Linked DNA regions of Homo sapiens: region 2 is linked to region 1. Evidence: chromatin contacts called from ENCODE Hi-C or POLR2A ChIA-PET data. All regions are on one chromosome and are shown on one strand. The core of a region is the stretch at or near the end of the contact, and the rest is flanking DNA. Distances in the headings are between cores, read along the strand shown. Region 1 holds the start of ONECUT2 (one cut homeobox 2). Region 2 holds the start of LOC105372135 (a long non-coding RNA gene).

Evidence for each region. Hi-C counts contacts between places; a loop is a spot of excess contacts on that map. ChIA-PET counts read pairs that join two places held with the same protein, here RNA polymerase II (POLR2A).
Region 2: a map of PC-9 shows a loop between it and region 1 (7-fold over the local background). The contact joins the enhancer-like site here to the promoter of ONECUT2 in region 1. A Hi-C loop is called at or near these places in 1 of 168 maps with a recorded cell type or tissue (PC-9). POLR2A ChIA-PET finds 5 or more read pairs at or near these places in 1 of 52 experiments (AG04450).

What each region holds. Positions count from the first base shown.
Region 1 is chr18:57,429,924-57,436,640 of GRCh38, reverse strand. ONECUT2 (one cut homeobox 2) reads right to left here and starts at 1,267. Exons shown (of 2, transcript NM_004852.3): 1 at 1-1,267. The coding sequence starts at 924. RefSeq lists a silencer at 1,338-1,387 and enhancers at 1,381-1,960, 1,961-2,541.
Region 2 is chr18:56,573,416-56,580,540 of GRCh38, reverse strand. LOC105372135 (a long non-coding RNA gene) reads right to left here and starts at 7,044. Exons shown (of 2, transcript XR_935514.4): 1 at 6,839-7,044; 2 at 5,376-6,164. Within about 2 kb of position 3,465, at least 3 of the 41 ENCODE cell types and tissues checked have a DNase peak (open chromatin) inside an H3K27ac peak, as active enhancers do.

The DNA of each region.
Region 1 (6,717 bases), core at 18-2,517:
CAGCACCGGCCCGTGAGACTGAGTGTGGCCCGGGTGGTGCAGGCCGTTCAGGTGCGACATCATGGCCGCAGGTGGGGTGCCCAGGCCGCGGGACAGGTGTTGCTCACCGCGGGTCAGCATGGCAGTGTGGTGCGCGTCGAAGTTGGGGCTGAGCATTTTGTCGTGGCCCGGCGGACCGTAGTTGGGCAGACTCTGCTGCGCGTTGTGGAGGCCGCCTAGCCCGTTGCCCAGCGGCGTGGCGGCCAGCGGGGACAGGCTCTGGCTCATGCCGGGCATCTCCTTGTAGGGACTGTAGAGGTTGTTCATGGCCGGGAGCCCGCGCTCGTCGCGCATGAGGGTGAAGCTGCCGCTGACGTTGCCGGACAGGCGCTGGTGGTGGTGGTGGTGGTGGTGGTGCGGATGGTGGTGCGGGTGAGGGTGGTGGAACTTGTCAGACACGGTGGAGATGGGTGGCAGCGGCTGGAGCGGTGTCAGCGTGGTGTAGGTGTTGCTCATGCCCATGCCAGGCGGAGACGAGTCGCAGGACATGCTCATGGCGTGGTGCAGCGGGATGGAGAGCTCGGGCCGGTAGTCGCCGCCGTCCAGGATCGAGGCCATGCTGGTGACCATGGCCGAGCGCGACGCCGCCGCTGCCGCCGCTGCCGCCGTGCCCAGCTCCTGGTGCGCGGTTGGAGGCGGCGGAGGGCCCCGCAGCGAGCCAGCGGCGCCGCGGCCCGCGTGGTGGGGGCTGGGGCTGGCCAGCAGCTCCTGCTCATGGCCCGGGCCCCCGCCGCCGCCCCCGCCGCCCCCGCCGCCGCCCCCGCCACTGCCGCCGCCGGCCGGCCCGTGCAAAGTGCCCAGACTTTCCATTGTCAGCTCCGGGTTCATGGCGCAGCCTTCTAGGTCTTTGGTGAGGCATCGATAGGCGGTGTAGGCAGCCTTCATTCAGTCCATCAGGGCCCGGGGGCGGCGGGGGCGGCGGGGGCGGCCGGCGGGCGGGCAAGGCGCGCGTGGCGGGGCTCGGCTGCGGGAGTGGGGGCGGGCGCGGGAGTGAGTGGAGAGGAGTGCGCGTGCGGGTGTGCGCCCCGGGCTGCGGGCGGGCTCGCCCGGGGTGGGGGCGGGGTGGGGGCGGACGGGGCGTGCGTGCGGGAGAGGGGAGGGGACGGGGAGGGAGGGAGGGATCACCGGGCCCCGCCGCTCGGGCCGGCTCGCAGCCTCGCCATGTCCGAGCCCGCTCCGGCGCCGACGTCTTCTGTTTGGGTGAGCGGGAGCTGTCCAGAAGGGCTCTGCCGCTCGCCGGGGCAGCCAACCTACCCTCCCGGACCTGGGGCGGGGCCACGCCCGACGGGCGCCAAGCGCAACCACTCCGAGGCCGCAGCTGCCCCGGGAGGCGGGCCTTCCACGGGAAGCTACCAGTGGCTGTGGAGGGGGCGGGGCCGCACTTTTCAGGTTTGGCTGACGGCTCGGTGCCTTTTTTACCTCCTTTGCTACTGGAATCAAACGTCAAGGAGAGGGAGGGAGGAGAAGGTGGGGGGGTCGCTGGGGAGAGGGAGGCTGGAGTGCGAGCGAGCGAGAGAGATTCGGTGAAAGATGCCGTGCTGTGTCCCCCCTGAGCAGCTGCGATCTGGGGGAAGGGGCATTGCTTCAATCGCCTTCGCCTCACCCCAAAGCTTTCCTGGAGGCGAGTAAGCCGGGAGCAAAAGACTCCGCTATGTGCCAGTATAGACAAACACTCGTCACTAACAAGCCACTTACCGAGAGTCCCTAGCTGGGAGCCAATAGTTTAGCCTTTTAAAATGCAGGCGCTAATGTATTCTAATGCATGGTAAATTCCCGAGGCCGGGACATGCATAATCTACGCGGTCAGAGCAACTGTAGTGCCCTCGTCGCCAGCGAGCTGCGGCCGGCCGGCGGCCCACGGGCGGCGCGGGCAGCAGTAATGCATGCAAAGTTAACACAATAACATCATTTAATTACCCGGTGAGCCCATAAATCTCAGTTATGAGGCTTCCGAAGAGCCCTGCTAGATTGCAAAACAAAACTAGAATTCCGGGAGCTGCCGTTTCAAGGTGACCAAGTGCTTTCTGCATCAGCGACTTGGAAAGAAGTGGGGAGAGTGTAGAACCGGTGAGGTGGAGGTGAGGAGGGTCGCTGGTGTCCCAAGTGAGCAAACTTCTCCTGGGGGCAGAGAGTAAGCAAACCAGCTGAGACGGCAACCACGGACCTTTCTCCTAACACGAGACACACACACGCGCACACACACACACACACACACACACACACACTCCCGCTTCTCTCAAATCCCGGGAGAGAAACGGCGGTGGGCAGACGACAAGGAATCCTGGCTGACACCTGCATATTCAAACCTTGTTTCTGAAAAGACCAGCGCCCCGGCCAGCCTGAGAACGCTCACAAGCCAAGGCTTTAAAAACCGCACCTACGTCTTCCTAGAATTTCCGTTGTTTGGCAACCCCAGGTCTGGAGGTGGGAGTGGAACTGGGGGACAGAGAGTTGGAGATTTCTGCAGTCCGAGTCGGGGTGGAGGGGTAGTTGAAGACAGAGAGGCCAACACCCGGCATAAAGCCTTAAACGTAACAAGATTCTTCCAAAGCAGGTTGCGCTCTGTTTGCCTCCGAAGATTCAAGCTAGCTGAGGTTGCGCAGATGTTGCCTTTGTTTAAAGAGACAGTAATTAAGGACAGGGTGGACATAAGTTTGAGAAGCGTGACCTATTTTCTTTTGATCAGCTGTCAAAAGAAGAGCAGGGGGTCTCCTTAAGACAGCCCCCTTCAACCACTTCCAGCTGTTAGAGAAAACTTGATAAGAAAACAAGGGCAGAGCTCGGAATACTGTATGTCCCTTCTTGGTGCCAGAGAAAGGTTTGATTCATTTGGAAAACAGTTCTTAGTCTCAGTGACCTTTTCTGCCGCCCTCCTCTCTCTTCTTGCTTCAGAGCAACACCCCCACCCCCACCCTGTCACATGAATGTACAGTGACGTTATTCATAGATCAACTTCATTGAGCTCTGGCCAATACGCTGCCAATTATTCTTTCAAATAGCGTCTTCTCTGTGTTATCAAAGCCTGAGTAAGAAAGCGGCAGATCCTCTGGTTTGCCAGACATACTTTTCTGGTTGCTCACATCTCTAGTGTCACAACAGGAGCCAGGTAAAATAACTCAGATTTTGGTTTCTCTGTTTTTCCTCTCCTCCTCACCCCCTCCTACTGTCTCTCTTCGCACTCCCTACCTTATATATGGCATCTGGACACTTGGGATGATTTGAGTCAGTTAATGTTTGAAATATAATACTGAGTTGAGCAAAAGTTCACGAGAGTGCAACCTGTTCTTGGTCCATGAGTGCACAGGGACTGAAATACAGCAGGAGAGAAGCAGAACTGGGAAGTAGTGGGTCTGATATGCCCCAGTGCTAAGGTAGCCTCTGCTGCTCTGCTGGCTTCAGTCTCAAGGAGTGGCCAGTTACCCTAGGCTGATGCTTCCTCCATACAGAAACCTAGGTATATAAATTGCCATTTAAATAAATTTTCAAAATGTTAAACTCATTTGCCAGGACACTGAGATAAACCTGCTTTTGGGAATTATATTTCGGTGTGCCTGGGAGCAGAAAGGTGAGTTGCATTTTCTCGCTGCCTCGCTTCCTTCCTTCCTCCCTCCCTCCTCCCTCACTCCCACCATCCCTCCGCCTTCCCTCGATCAATATTGGCGATCTCAGGGAAATCATGAAATCGTATTGGCTTCTTTGTGTATAATTTCATTGGACTAGAATTAAAGCAGATTTTTCACGTTGTTTTTATAATGGTGGTTTGAGGTTTTATGTTTCAACCCAAAATCCATTTAAAAGGAAAATGGATGTGCTTGTTTAGTGAGCACCCTAATTTTTACTGAATTAGGTTTGGATGCCCTTTTCTCTTTCTTTCTAAAAAGGAACAATATTTGTTTTTTACTTCAAGACAATTTTTGGAGTATCAATACTAATACGATTTTCAAGTATTTTTTGAAATATTTTTGATGTTTCTTTCTCTATAGTTCTTTAAGAAAATATAAGGGAAAGTGGCTTTCTAACTGCCCCTTGTTTAGCATCCATACTTTAACCTTAAGAAGTTCTGCAACTTGGAATTTTTTCTTTTAATTTGAAGTTACACTCCTCTTCTCCCCCCTCCCCACCAGCATTTGATTTACAAACACACTGTATAGAAATGTGGTATGATAAGTGCTAATTCACGGCTATTAGAATCTGGACAAACAGTTGTACCAAGCATTATATCAGGACCTGGATATTCACTTAGCATGCCACATTCACAGGTCCAATTTTCTTGAAGATCAGAAACTTAAATGGGTCAAAAGAAGCATGAAAATAAAATGCAGCTTCGACAACAAGACTATTATAGGCTATTGCACTGTAAAAGAAAAACATTCTGAACTTGAGTTAGCAATTGCAGGAAAATAACTATTTACTATCGGAGTTTTTCGTATGTGTTTTCCACAATAAAATTGTTTTTAGGTATAGAGAGACACACACAGAGAGGTGAACATTCAATTAAAAGAGATACTTTATAAATTATTCACGGAAAAAGATAAACAGACCACAAGTAAACCCAATCTGCATAAGGGGCCCAATATCTTTGTTTTTACTATACAACAGTAACCACGACCCAAATCTAGGGTAGAGGAGAGCTGCTAATTTCTACCCCAATGCTCGAAATCTTGTCAGGTTTTGTGTCAGGGTAGAACACATTTATGCTACAACTAGGTTATCAGAGCAATACACACACAAAAAAACATAATGGTGGGTTGATTTGGACTATTTTATTTTTGTCCTTCCCCAAACCATCTGGCGTGTTAGTGTAGGGGTATTGATCAGGGATCTGTGAGCTGCAGACCCCATGCCAATCCATAGCGTTTCTGGCAATCAGCGTCGCCCATGAATTGCAGCTGTCTGTGCAGCTCCTCAACAGAAATCTTCAAAAAAAAAAAAAAATTTCCCTCCCTTATCAAACACATCATCCGTTCGGGGGTAAGTCAATATCATTTCTTTGTCATTCTGAGGGCGAGGATTATGCGGTAGAAAGTTTTTGTTATCTGTTATAGCTGCTGCTGCGCCTGCCTTTTTTTTAAAAAAAAAAAAAAAAAAAAGGAAGGAGAGCAATTTTCTAGCCTTTGAATGGTAATGGTTTTCCAGAAAGGCCTCAAACGTTTGTAAGAATGGGGCAACAAATGCTGTTTCAATATTGTAGGGGAATTTGAAGAGGACAAGGAAACTCTTAGGTCGCTATACACAAATAATAGTAGTGATAACACAAGGTTCCTTTTCACGACAGAGAATTTTCTCCCCTTTCCTCGGATCCCCTGGTAATGAAGACAGGGCAAGTCTCTGTGATTACACGTGCAGATGGACAGTGGGTGCTTGTGGCGGAAAAGGGGCCCTCGGAATTGTGGCTCTGTTTGAGATCTTCATTAGCTTCAGGTTTCTTCTGTTTGAAAGCTCGGGCTGGCTGAGCCCAGGGAGAATAAAACTAAAACCGAAGCCGGGCCCCACTAATTCTCTTTGGCCTCTCAGCTCAGAAATTCACTGTCACAATTCACCGTCACTTTTCAGATTTGCCAGTTGGATCTTGGAAAGTTTTTGTTTGTTTGTTTTTCTGGGTGGTGAGGCCAAACGCGTCCTTTTTTGTCTCCTTCTTCTTCGTTAATCTTGTTAAAATTCAAAACGCCAGGTTAGCAGAGCTGGCAGGGGACTGCCCTTAACTTTTTGGTTGACAAAAGATACTTTGCGTGAGGGCAGGGAGAGATATGGGGTTGTTAGTCTTGTTCTCACCCTTGTCCGGCCTCTTAGGGAAAGGAAAAAGAAGCGACAGGAGCCCTGCGTGCTGGGGGAAGGTTCTCTCCGAGCCCCAAGCCCAGCACCTGGATTAGAAGGTGGGGGAGTAGGGCTGCGGGAAGCAAACTATAGTTTCCTCCGAAGTCCAGACGCCGAGAGTGGGCAGGCTTGAGAGAGGGGAAAGGGGAGGAGACCCCACCCCAAAGGGCTTTGGCACCTGCTCCAGGGAGTGTCAGTCTGCAGGGGAAACCGGAATCCCAGCTCTGCCTAGCTAAGCTGCTAGCGCGTCCACCTGTCTAGTTTAAAAGAACACCAGGGCGGCCGACCTTGATCGCCCTCCTCTACCCATATAGATAGGGGACTGTTGAAGTTTTGTGTCTTCGGGAACCGCTTACTTCCCTGACACACACACACACACACACACACACACGTACATTTCTTTGCTTCTCCAGCTCCCTGCCCTCTCAGGGTTTCCACAGCCCCCTCCCGTGAGGAGTTTGGGTGGAAGTGGGTGGCCGGGCCTCTGATCCGGACCGGTCCCCAGGACTGGGGGCTGGGACTGCGGTCCCTTCCAGGGACTTTCCTTCCTCCGAATTCGGGGCCAACTGCAGACCCTTTCTGCAACGCCCCACCCACCCGATTTTTCGGATGCTAACGCTGCAGAAGCTGGTGGGAGAAATAATTCTACTCTTTTGGGAAAATGAAATTCAAAGGAGGGAAGGTTGAGGATTCGAACCTGCAAATACCCAAGGGCTTCTTTTTGCGGAAGGGGTGGGGGAAGCACAGCTCTTAGGGGAACGGAGATTTTGCTCTAGAAGAAAGTTTCATTTTAAATAGGCAACTTAGTCTGAGAACGAAGACAAAATTTCCCCTCACCGACTTTCAGTTTTGCTCGCGCTATCT
Region 2 (7,125 bases), core at 2,216-4,715, 860 kb after region 1:
TCCCTGATTTAACTGTTGGAATCTGTTGGAATTTGATTCATGGCCCTATATAATACATTTCCATAAATGTTTGTAAGTGTGGTTTTTGAAAATATACTTGAAAAGAATGTGTATTCTTCAATCACTGGATACAGCTTATATAATGTGTCCACTCTGGTAATCTCTGTCTTTTAATTGACATATTTAGACCATTGATATTTAAAGTGATTATTAATATAGTTGGATTAATGCTTACCATATTTGTTACTGTTTTCTGTTTGTTGCCTTACTCTTTGTTCCCCTTTTTGTTTTCCACACTTTTGCTTCCTTTTGTGGTTTTAATTGAGCATTTTGTGTAATTCCGTTTTCTCTTCTTTCTTAGCATATCATTTTTTTATTTTTTAACAATGTTTGCCCGAGAGTTTTCAATATGGATTTCCAACTAATTCAAGTCTATTTTCAAAAAACACTATACCGCTTCTTACATAGCATATAATCCTAATTTCTTCTTCCTATGCCTTGTATCATTTTTGCCATTTATTTCACTTACACATAAGTATAAATAAGCGTGCATCTGTATAAACATACGTAAAATAACATATATTATTGGCATTATTTTTAACAAACTTTGTTAGATCAACTAAGAATATGAAAAATGAAAGTTTTTATGTTACCTTCACTTATTTCTTCTCCAATGCTCTTTATTTAGACCTATATCAATTTCTTTTTCTCTGGAGAACTTATTTTTAACAACACTTCTTGCAAGGCAGGTCTACTGGCAACAAATTCCCTCAGTTTTTGTCTGTCTGAGAAAGTCTGTGAGCTTCCTGGATCTATGGTTTGGTGTCTGGCATTAATATGGGGGAACTCTCAGTTATTATTGCTTCAGATACTGCTTCTGTTTGTTTTCCTCTTTCTTCCCTTTGTGGAATTCCCATTACACATATGTTACACTTTACAGTGGTCTCAGAGTTCTTGAATATTCTGTTCTGTTTTTTTGTTCTTCTTCTTGTTGTTGTCACTGTTGTTTTCAGTCTTTTTTCTCTTTGCTTTTCAGTTTTGGAAGATTCTAACATTATATACTCAAGGTCAGATATGTTTTTCTTAGCCATCGCCAGTCTACTAACGAGCCCATCAAAGGCATTCTTCATTTCTGTGCTTTTTATCTCTAGCATTTCTTTAGATTCTTAGAATTTTTATCTCTCTACTTACATTATCCACCTGTTCTTGCATGTTGTCTACTTTTTCAATTAAAACCCTTTGCATATAAATCACAGTTGTACAAAATTCGTGCTCTGATAATGCCAACCTTCCTTCCAAATCTGGCTCTGGTTCTGATGTTCTTTTAGTCACGTCAGGTTATGTTGTTTATCTTTTAGTATGTTTTGTAATTTTTTATTGTATGGTGGACACGAGGTACTAGGTAAAAGATACTGTGGTAAATAGGCTTTTAGTAATATCATGGAAGGTGCAGGGGAGGGGGATGTTCTATAGTCCTATGAGTAGGTCTCAGTCTCAGTGAGCCTGTGCCTCTGCCCTGTGAACTTCACAAATTCTTCTTAGTACCCCCTTGCCCTCCTTGGGTGGGACAGGGTGGCTAAAGGGGGCTGGAGTTGGGTATTCCCCCTCCCCCAGGTCAGATAAGCTCCAGTAAAACCCCAGCTAGTTAAGCTCTGGTAAAATAATTTCTACCGAGAGCAGTCTTTGTTACGAACAGCATACTTAGGCAAATTTCAAAATGGTTGCTTTTCCCCTCCTCCTGCGGGAAGCACAAGGGGATTTTTCTCTATCTTCATCGTGAGACCCCTGGAAGTAAAATAAAAATGTGGGGTCCCATCCTATTACTGGGTCCCCTTGTGTTCTTATCTCTCAGGCTTATCCACATGGAGCCTCCATCACTTCATCAGTCACAGTTTAGATTTTCTTACCCTGGTGCTGGTTTCTGTGCAGGCTTCTGCTCTGGTACATTGTGATTCCCTGTATCTGCCTCTCTCTCCAATTTTTGGGGCGGTGGCCTCCCCTGTGACCTCACTGATAGATCTCTGTGAGGAGCTGATGGATCTAAGAAGAGTTGTTGATTTTTCAGTATATTTAGTTTTTCACTTGTTGTTTGGATGGAATGGTGACTTTTTTTTTTTTTTTTTTTTTTTTCTGAGATGTCACCCAGGCCGGAGTGCAATGGTGTGATCTCGGCTCACTGCAACCTCTGCCTCCTTGATCCAAACGATTCTCCTGCCTCAGCCTCCCTAGTAGCTGGGATTACAGGTGTGTGCCACCATGACCAGCTAATTTTTGTATTTTTAGTACAGATGGGTTTCACCACGTTGGTCAGTCTGGTCTTGAACTCCTGACCTCAGGTGATCTGCCCGCCTCGGCCTCCCAAAGTGCTGGGATTACAGGTTTGAGCCACCATGCCTGGCCAGAATGGTGACTTTTAAGCACCTTATAGTCTAAACCAGAAAACAGAAGTCACCTTATTAATTTTTAAAATCATATATCCAAAGACCTATATCACCTCACACCAAGGTGAGGACAAATTTTGGGCCAAATTATTTATGGTATTTCAAAATTGAAATACCTTTTTTTTTTTTTTTTGAGACAGAGTCTCACTCTCACCCAGGCTGGAGTGCAGTGGTGCAATCTTGGCTACCCAGAACCTCCTCCTCCTGGGTTCAAGCAATTCTCCTGCTTCAGCCTCCCGATAGCTGGGATGACAGGTGCACACCACCATAGCTGGCTAATTTTTTTGTAATTTTAGTAAAGACAGGATTTTGCCATGTTGGCCAGGCTGGTCTCAAACTCCTGACTTCAAGTGATCTACCTGTCTCAGCCTCCCAAAGTTCTGGGATTACAGGCATGAGCCACTGCGCCCGGCTGAAATATATTTCTTACTAGGTAATACAGCTAGTTTTCAAAGAGTATAAGTATACAGAGAAAAATGATTTCCTCATCTCCATATCTCTACCCTCACTTCTAGTCTCCAGATCTTTCTCACAGGGAAACACCACTCTCTGTTTCTTATATATTATTTTGGAGTTGTTTTTACCTACATGTTTATAATGTCTTTTGGTATATGTTCTGTTTCTTCTCTGTAGCAGAAGATCTATGGAGATATATATCTATATTTTTTTCTTCATTTGTTTTGGGTTTTGTTGAATTTAAATATGCATTAATTATCCATTTGTTTTAAATATATATCTTAAATTCAACAAAATAATTTACATATCTTTATATATTTATTTAACATATATTTAAATTCGACAAAAAACCAAATCAATAAAGCCTCCCTGATTCTGAGATAGTGATTAGATGTATCTTTTCATGACTACTTTCCTGTTTACCAGAACCAAGAAGTGAGCAGACTCGGTTGGAATCCTGCCTTTACTGTGAGAGTGAGGATATATTTTCGTCTTCCAGGGGCACGGTAGGTAGGGAGCCGCAGTGCTGATACGGAGCGTGGCTGGCGTCAGAGCCTCGGTCTGCCAGTGTGTCGGCGCTGGCACGACCTGTCCCACATGCCTGGGAAGCTCTTGCTGAGCAGGGATTAGGATGCCAGCATCTGATGCACAGGGTTGCTTCCTGCTCCCCCTTGGAGTCCTGACGAGAAATGACCTTGTTCAACCCTGCTGAGCTTCCTAGATTTACTGGGCTTATAGCAACACATGGGAAGGAGATTATGTTTATTTTTAAAACATAAAAAATGCAACCTTCCCAAGGCCTTCGTGGTGTCTGTGTGCAACAACACAAATACACACACACATGCAATGTATGTATAATCACTTCTAATTAACTTCAGCTCTTCCTGCAAAACTAAGTGTGAAGTCTTAAAGACTTGTCAGCTTCTCTGCCTGTGAAATTTATCTACTTCTAATTGTGAATAACAATACATTCAAGGTTAGCTATAAATGACTCAGATTTCACAGGAATTGAGTCTTAAAACTACATTTGAAGATGAATACAGTTATGCAAAACATTTTTGTGGTGTGTTTCCAGCTAAAAATGTTGTTATTTATGCTTATCCAGAATGTTTTTCTCCCCCTAAACCAATGTGGTTCTTTCTGACATCCGTGAAAAAATAGATGTGATTGATTTCAAAGTCAGCCCAAATTTAAAAGGTATAAAGCCACAGATATGCCTAAAATAAAAATGAGTATACTATTATAATGGATTGACAGATGAATTCAGTTTACGATTTCACAAAACATAATATTCAAACAGTGAATATCAAATAGGATTAAAAATTGTTTTCCCACCTTCTGCCACGTTTAGAGTACTGGAAACTTTTCCAGATTTCGCCACTAGATGTCATGAAGAGTCCAGTTAAATACAGTAGGCAGGCTTGTGTACAGTCTAATACAGAAACTTTTAAAGTTTTTCCCGATTTTGTAGTTAATTTGGGTAGGAAGCTATTTCCTTTTGAGTTTTATGTCAAAAATATCTGTTATGGATTAATTTTAAGTGAGATGTTAAAAACTCTTAATGCGGTCAGATATTAAACGCTGGGACTCTAACCTATTAAGCAGGCATTGGGATTATCTCCAGGGAGAATGTCATGTGCTGGATGCAGAATCAGAATTGTGCTAAGATCTGCTTTGGAGACATTAGCTTGTAGATCCCTACCTTCCTTTCCTTTTGAAACAGTAATGGGCTTGTCAGATGTGTGGTCATCGAGGTTTCATAGGATTGTTCATAAAACTAGACTAGTGAGAGGAACAAAAAAGGGGAGGACCTCAATGCTTAGGTGACAATGTTTGAATTTAGACTTTGAGATCCATTAACCAAAGTAATTCTGGGAGACTAGAAATGATCAATTGATGTTTAGAGAGATAAAGTTTGATTCAATAAAAAGAACTTCCTAAAAATACAATAGTCCATCATGTAACACAGTGCCTTATGAAGCAATGAAGTCCTTGTTACTGCAAAGGTTCAAGCACCTACATAGTGGCCATCAATGGGGAAGATATCCTAGAAGAGACTATTTGGGGAAGAAAGTTGGACTAAGTGACACTGAGGATTCTTAGATCCATGATTCTACACATGGTGATGACAGTCATTCAACAGCCAAGAAGGCAGCAAGAGTTGAAAATGTGTGCTTACAGAAATACAAATGAAATATTTGAGTTTACTTAAACCAGGGAAAATAGGGTTCTTAAAGAAGCCTCACAGGGGAATTGCCACAATTGTGCTGTTTTGTGAGGCTCTGCCTGGGAAGCACTGGTGAGAAGGAACTGTTCGGCTTTGGTGCTTCCAACCTCTGGTTCCAAAATGCTCCCCATCCCAGGGACACAGCTCTTCCCTCCCAAGGACACATGGTCTATTTGGCCCTCCTCTGCTCATCAAAAGTTGATCTCAACTCATCCTTGTAAAGTAAATCTGAGAGTAACTTAGTGGCAGTCTTTCCAGTGTGTTGCATTTTATTAGGGAACAAAGCCTTAAGGCTAAACTAAAGGACTGAAACTCAGTCTGGGAATGGAAGGTCTCAGCTGGCTCGCAGGGGAGGAAACAGGCCCTTGTTTGACCTCTGGACAGTTGCTTTTTCTGCCAAGACGATAAGCCCCAGAGTATGGCTGGCTCTTGAAGGACATCACGTGAGCTACCAAGATTGATAAAAACAAAACAAAATACTTCCACATACTTCTTGCTCTAAACAAAAGAACCACAGCTGAAATATGACCTAAGGCTACCCAAGACTTTGAGGTGCAATCCTAATATGTATCAGGGAACATGGCTTGATAAAATCGATCTAAATACATGCAATAAAAGCCAGATTATATAACATCTTTCTAAACTCAGAGTTTGGTAAAATATCACATGATTAGCCTAGAAAGTGGGTTTACTATTTCCTTCTCATTCCAAGAGTGAAAGGATTTACTCATGCTCACACTCTCTAGGTATGCAAGAGAGTTGCTCACCTGTTTACTTGGACTCTTGACCAGATGTTAAATGAAATATCTTCATCTCCATTCCCACGGTATCATAGATGCTTAGAGCTGGGGTGATCCCTGATGGATCCCATGGATCTACAGGCCAATGTCTTAATTCCACAGATGAGAAACTGAGGCCTGGAGTAGCTTTCTAGACTGGCAGTTTGCTGTCCCACCACCACACTGTCACCTTCCCAAAGGTGTGTTCTTGAAACACAGAGAGAGGTTTATACCGACCCAGGCACACATCTCCACCTGGCCCTGCAGGGAATCATGAACAGAGATGCGTGGGTGGGAGTGGAAATGTGATCTATTGCCATCATCTACATCGATGGTTCTTATGATTTTACTACCAAGGGCTGAATGTAGTAACTGCTCCCCTCACAGTGGGCCTTATGTCTTCAAAGATTAGGTCTACAAAACAAACCCCATTTGTTAAGTATTTGTTACTGCAATGACTTGCAGACAGGTATTGCTATCAACCTCAACCTTCTGATCAGTACAGAAAGCCGAGGTTTCAGCCTCAAGTTGATGCTAGCCCAGCTCACTGCAAAGAAGTTTGGTGTTTTAGCCTGAGCAATCTTCTGAAAAACTTGCTTTAGGAGTACTGAAATGTAGTACAGCTAAGGCCCTCCAAAGGTCTGGAAGCTCAGGTTCGCTTCCAGATCACCTACCCAAAGGTTATTCACGAGAATCCCTGGCCTTGACTTCATTAGCGCCCCTCCCTGAGTTAACCATGGTTCATCATGGAATCAGTGTGAGGTGAGGTTACAATCCGCCACCATCTAGCATCTACATGATTGCAATGGCCTTGTTACTATCTCCCTGGTTTTACCCTGCCCCGTCCTCCCTGAATCTATGCCCAACAGAGCAGCTATTAAAGTCATTCAACACTCCTCTGCTCCAAACTTGCAATGGCTCTGCCGTCTACTCACAGTGGAAGCAAAGTCATTCCAGTGATTCCAAGGTCCCACCTTCTCTGGCTTTTGCCCCCACCCCTTTACTCCTCTGATGTGGTCTATTCTTTTCTTCAACCCACTCTGCACACTGAGCGGGCTAAGTCAACGCCAACTTGCTGCTTCTCAGTGAGTCCACGCATGTCCGGAATTGGTGGGTTCTTGGTCTCACTTCAAAAACGAAGCCGCGGACCCTCGCGGTGAGTGTTATAGCTCTTAAGGTGGCGCCTCTGGAGTTTGTTCCTTCTGATGTTCGCATGTGTTCT